2 separate regions of the Homo sapiens genome follow, and region 2 is linked to region 1. A link is an interaction called in ENCODE POLR2A ChIA-PET data of the cell type or tissue named here. Cell type or tissue: OCI-LY7. All regions are shown on one strand. Each heading gives the region's core, and the rest is flanking DNA. Links, peaks and the distances in the headings are about the cores only. Region 1 overlaps NOXA1 (NADPH oxidase activator 1). Region 2 overlaps EHMT1 (euchromatic histone lysine methyltransferase 1).

What was found. ChIA-PET counts read pairs that join two places held together with the same protein. Peaks named below come from ENCODE experiments on the same cell type or tissue, not always from the same donor. Only the 100,000 strongest peaks of a DNase experiment are listed, where the experiment ranks them.
Region 2: POLR2A ChIA-PET joins it to region 1 with 5 read pairs; 2 of 35 experiments call an interaction of 5 or more read pairs at or near these places.

The regions. Positions count from the first base shown.
Region 1 is chr9:137,431,448-137,434,346 of GRCh38, reverse strand. It overlaps NOXA1 (NADPH oxidase activator 1), which reads right to left. Exons shown (of 14, transcript NM_001256067.2): 9 at 1,273-1,318; 10 at 1,084-1,142; 11 at 740-894; 12 at 483-597; 13 at 268-382; 14 at 1-123. Among named protein-coding and RNA genes, the nearest start is that of ENTPD8, 8.5 kb to the left of the region's middle. In OCI-LY7, for the core only: no CTCF peak of the experiment used is centred there; no DNase peak of the experiment used is centred there.
Region 2 is chr9:137,657,781-137,660,679 of GRCh38, reverse strand. The region is part of intron 1 of EHMT1 (euchromatic histone lysine methyltransferase 1); the gene reads right to left. Among named protein-coding and RNA genes, the nearest start is that of EHMT1, 40 kb to the right of the region's middle. In OCI-LY7, for the core only: a CTCF peak has its summit at 352; a DNase peak (open chromatin) is centred at 1,709; H3K4me3 peaks cover 1,241 bases; H3K27ac peaks cover 2,500 bases.

The sequences.
Region 1 (2,899 bases), core at 275-2,774:
CCTGCTGGGATCGGGGCAGGCGGCCGGGGGCTCCTGACATCCGAGGGCCGGCGGGGACCACGAAGCACTTGGGGAAGATGCCGATGCGGCCGTCACAGTGGCCCTCCAGCCATGCCTGGTCCACTGCAAGGGGGACATCGGGCTCTGCAGGGCGTTACCCAGGCGTGGCCTCTGGGTGCCACGTCTGCTCACAGCACAGGCCGAGCTCTAAGCCCCCCACACCCCGGGCACCACGGTGCTGCCTGGGAAGGGCCATGCCCACCCTACCTTCACACAGGACGTCCACCGTGTCCCCCTGTCGGAAGCCCAGGTCCTCTGGCCCCTGGGCGGAGTAGCTGTGCTGGGCCACCACCTGGTAGAGGACCGGCCGACCCCCGGCTCCCTGAGGCAGGAGAGTGGGCTGCAGGTCGGGCCGGGCACTGGGAGGAGGGGCCTCCACCGCCCCTCAGGGTGCCCCTGCCCCTGCCTCGCCCTTGGCTCACCCTGCACTGCAGCTGCAGCCCCCTGGGGCAGGCAGCTGCGTCCTGCCAGGCCCTCTGCAGCGACTCCTCCTCGGGGATGGGGACCCAGTGCCCGTCCTCACCTGGGGCTAGGTAACTGCAAAGAGATTCCTCAGAGGGGGCCTCCTGGGTGGGGCCTGCAGGGAGGGCAGTGACCTCTGCCACCCCCTCTTCCAGCAGCTGCCTCAGTCGGGGCGGTGCCCAGCTCCACCGCAGCCACCGGGGGCTTTCTGGCCCACCTGAGTTGCCCAAGCTGGGCCTGGTGAGGGAGGGCTTGGCCCAGCAGTGCCCGCAGGCTGGACAGGTCGGCTCCTCTTCGTGCCCTCAGGGCCACTGTGAAGGCGCACTGCACGGTGACAGTCACCAGGGGCTCGGAGCCCCCTGCACCTGCTCCCTGGGTCCAGGCAGGAGGGGGAGGGGTGGTCGCTGAGGCCCAGGGCCTGGTCAGGGCCGTCTTCAGCCCGAGGGGTGTGGACAGAGACTGGGCAGGTGAGGGGGGCTTGCAAGCCTTGATTCTGAGGGATGGGGCTTGGCCTCAGCCTCCCTCAGGTGACTGACAGGTGAAGGGTCTAGAGCCTCTTACCCCAGCACCCGCGGGGTCCTCACAGGGGCCGGGGCCAGGCCCCCCCATTGCCGGCAGCCCTGTAGGACAGAGCAAGACTGACACAGCCACTACCACCAAAGTGGGCCCTGTGGGTGGAGGGCAGCCGGCACCCATGCACCAGCAGCTTCCTCCTTCACCCGGGGACCCCGCCGCTGAGGACGCCCATACCTGGGGAGAGAGGAGCCTGTTTGCCAACTTGCTCCACCTGGGGCCTCTGCAAGAGAAGCACAGGCTGGGTGGGCTGGGGCGGTCAGGTGCTGGAGGCCGGTACTGTCCTCGCAGAGCCCACACCAAGGGTGTGGCCTGTGTGCCCGGCCAGCACCCAGCAGGTGGTCTGTGGGTGTTGAATTCAGGGCACTGGCCACAAGTCGGCTGCCTTAGGATGGGGCTGGGTCCCTGCAGACCTAGAGGCTGCCTGTCACCAGGAGGGAGCGCCCCGTCCCCCAAGGCCCACCGAGGTGGCAGCTCCAGGTGGGTGGGCTCCCCAGTGACCCCAGGAAGCTGAGGACCCAGTCCCTGGGCCCCGGCCTCTGTGTGGGCTCGACATTAACCGTGTGCCCTGAGTTGGGCACTGAGCAGGAGACCAGTTCACCAGCTGCAAGTCACAAAGTCACAGCCCAGCGCTGGCTAGACCCTGAGGGTCAGGCATTGCTGTTGTTTTTTGAGAGGGAGTCTCGCTCTGTCGCCCAGGCTGGAGTGCAGTGGCGCCATCTTGGCTCACTATAAGCTCCGCCTCCTGGGTTCACGCCATTCTCCTGGCTCTGCCTCCTGAGTAGCTGGGACTACAGGTGCCCGCCGCCATGCCCAGCTAATTTTTTGTATTTTTTAGTAGAGACAGGGTTTCACCATGTTAGCCGGGATGGTCTCGATCTCCTGATCTTGTGATCCGCCTGCCTAGGCCTCCCAAAGTGCTGGGATTACAGGCGTGAGCCACTTCGCCTGGCTTTTTTTTTTTTTTTTTTTGAGACAGGGTCTTGCTGTCTTGCCCAGGCCGGAGTGGAGTGGCACTGTCATGGCTCACTGCAGCCTCCACCTCCCAGGCTCAAGCAATCCTTCCACCTCAGCCTCCCACGGTGCTGGGATTACAGACCACTGTGCCCGGCCTCGATTGTAACTTATTATTAGATTTATCAGATGGTTGAAGTTGCCTTAGGTTAGGAAGGACGAGAGCTTAAAGGCCCATCGTGGGAACTGGGCAAATAGTTCCAAACCCTGAGGGAATTAGTGAAGCACAGCTTGGAGGGCGCCCTTGCCCCCGGGATGCCACGGTTAAACTGGAAGTGGGCATCCATAAAGAGAGAGTGCCGGGGCTGCTTCCTGATCGCATCCTCAGATGCGCTCAGCGTGAAATGCAGGTGCCTTCTCTGGGCCTCCCGGATCCTGCAGCAGAGCCTCCGCCCACGGCTGCCACCCTGGGAGCAGCTGGGGTTCCTGCCTTCCTCCGCCTCTCCCCAGGTGCCGGGGTGTCCGGGAGGACTCGGGGGATGGAGTCGCTGCTGGGCCCCCATGGGGGGCGGGAGCCTTGGGGCCCCTCCAGAGCTGTCCTGCCTCCCGCCTGTCCCCAGCTGGGTCACTCCTGGTCACTCGCACCCCAGTGGGAGGGGAGGGGCAATGGCCAAACTGAGGTGGTCCTGGGGGCTGAGGGCCTGCAGGGCTACGTGGATGTCTCCACTGGACACCACCTCTCTCCTGTCCTGATGGCCAATGCCCACTCGCCTCGGGCACAGCCAGGCATCCTCCCATCTGGCTGGGCTGGGCCAGGACCACGGGTGAGCCCGGCCCCGTCTACCCCCCA
Region 2 (2,899 bases), core at 170-2,669, 230 kb before region 1:
AAATAGTCAGATATATTGTGAAGATGTGGATTCACACAAAATTGATCCATAGATTCAGTGCAATTCCAATTAATATCCGAACAGGATTGTTCATGAAATTTTATGATTCTAGAGTTAATATTGAAGAATAAGTGGCCAAAAATATCCAGAACGCCACTGCACTCCAGTCTGGCCAAGAGAGTGAGAGCCTGTCTCTAAAAAAACAGAAACAAAACAGAAACCCCCACACATTTGAACTGTGGGATACGGTATGACAGGCTGACGAAGAAAGGAGGGCTTGCTCAATACCTAAAGCTAGGAAAAATGATTATACACATGAAGAAAGATGAGGAAAAAATTTTTTTGAGACAGGGTCTGGCTCTGTAACCCAGGCTAGAGGGCAGTGGTGCAATCTCAGCTCACTGCAACTTCTGCTTGCCTCCCAGGCTCAAGTCATCCTCCCACCTCAGCCTTATTAGCTAGGACCACAGGCACGTGCCACTATGCCCAGCTAATATTTGTATTTTTTGTAGAGATGGTGTCTCACTTTGTTGCCCAGGCTGGTCTCGAGCTCTTGAGCTCAAGCGATTCTCCTGCCAGCCTCCCAAAGTGCTGGGACTACAGGTGTGAGCCACCACACCGGCACATGAAGAAAGATGAAATCGAATCCCTGCTTCACATGATTTACATTAAAAAAAGAAAAAGGTCAATCACAGAAAAAGGTCAATTACATGCCAAAAACAAAACCTCGGCTAAGCACTACCTATCTAGGTAAATACATTTTGGACTGCAAGAGAAAGAAAAGTCTCTTAAAATACAAAAGGGGGCCAAGCGCAGTGCCTCACATCTGTAATCCCAGCACTTGAGAGGGCGAGGTGGGCGGATCACTTGAGCCCACGAGTTTGAGACCAGCCTGGGCAACATAGAGAAACCCCATCTCTGCAAAAAATACAAAAATTAGCCAGGTGTGGTGGTACATGCCTACTATGGTGGACCATCAGTAGTAGGTGGTCCCAGCTACTCGGGAAGCTGAGGTGGTACAATCACCTAGGCAAGGGAGGTCAAGGCCGCAGTGAACCATGATTGCACCCACTGCACTCCAGCCTGGGCAACAGAGACTCTGTCTCCAAAAAAAAAAAAAAAATTTTTTAAAGGGACCCAGGCATGGCGGCACACACTTTCATTCCCAGCTACTTGAAAGGCTGAGGTGGGAGGACTGCTTGAGCCCAAGAGTTCAAGTCCAGCCTGGGGAACATAGCAAGACCCTGTCTCTAAAAATAATTAATTAATTAATTAATTAATTTTAGAAATACAAAAAGGACTGTCAAACTAGGAGACTATATTCATAATACACAGAAACAACAAAAAATTAAGAATATACAAAGAACTGCAAAATAATAAGCACAAAGCATGAAAAAATGGGCAAAGGACATCTATAGACATTTCACAGAAAAGCCAACCAAGTACCACATTGGAGATGTTCAACATTAATAAGAAAAGAAGAAAAACCAAAAATAAGAAAAATACATTATGTTTTGGGAGGAAAACCCTGGAATAAGATCTAGTATTTGATGGCACAACAAACATAATGTATTTAGATGTTCAACATTAGTAAGAAAAATAAGAAAAACCAAATAAGATGATAATGACATGCCGTTTTACACACATTCAATTGACTCAAACTCAAGGAAAGAGGATGTGGGCTTGCAGGATGTCTACGATGGTTCAGCAGTTCCACTCCAGCCCAAGAGAAAAGACAACCACAGAAGTGTTCCTGGGCTGGCACAGTAGCTCATGCCTATAATCCCAGCACTTTGGGAGGCTGAGGTGTGAGGATCCCTTGAGGTCAAAAGCTTGAGACCAGCCTGGGCAACACAGTGAGACCTTGTTTCTACAAACACACACACATAATTTTTTAAAAATAGCCAGGTATGGTGGTATGCACCTGTAGGCCCAGCTACTCAGGAGGGTGAGGTGGGAAAATCGCTTGAGCCTGGGAAGTTGAAGCTGCAGTGAGCCAACGTCGCACCACTGCACTCCAGCCTGGGCTACAGGGCAAGACCCTGTCTCAAAAAAAAAGAAAAATTCATTTTTCTATGCAATTTTATAAAAAGCCATTAAAAAAAAACAAAAGATAATTGCAGATGATGATAAATAAACCAAGGTAAAGGGACAGAAACACAGGAGAAGCTACCTTAGATACAAGAACCAGGGAAAGCAATTCTGAAGTCTGAAAAAGACCATTCTGGGCGCTGGGTGCGGTGGCTCACGCTTCTAATCCCAGCATTTTGGGAGGCTGAGGCAGGTGGACCACTTGAGCTCAGGCGTTCGACACCAGCCAGGCCACTATGGTGAAACCCCGTCTCTACTAAAAATACAACAATTAACCGGGTGTGGAGGCACCAGCCTGTAATGCCAGCTACTCAGGAGGCTGAGGCACAAGAATCACTTGAACCCAGGAGGCGGAGGCTGCAGTGAGACAAGATCATGCCGCAGCACTCCAGCCTGGGTGACAAAGTGAGACCAAATGGAGAAAAAGACCATTCTGGATAGGAAGAGCCGCGAGTGACAGAAGGAAGGAGAACGAAAGAAGCAGAAGGTAAAACGTGGCACACAGGCACAATGAGGCAGTATTCAGCCATGAACAGAATGAGATCCCATCATCCACAACTAGGATGGAACTGGAGGTCACTGTGTTAAGTGAAATCAGCTGGGCACAGAAAGACAAACTTCACATGCTCTCATCTATGTGGGGGAGCTAAAAATTAAAATGACTGAACTGATGGAGATGGTAGAGTAGAAGGACGTCTAGGGGCTATCACTTGTAGAAGCAGTATTAAAAAAAAAAAGTAGAAGGATGGTTTGCAGAGGCTGGGAAGGGCAGTGGAGTGGAGGTGGGGAGTGGGGGTAGAAATGGTTC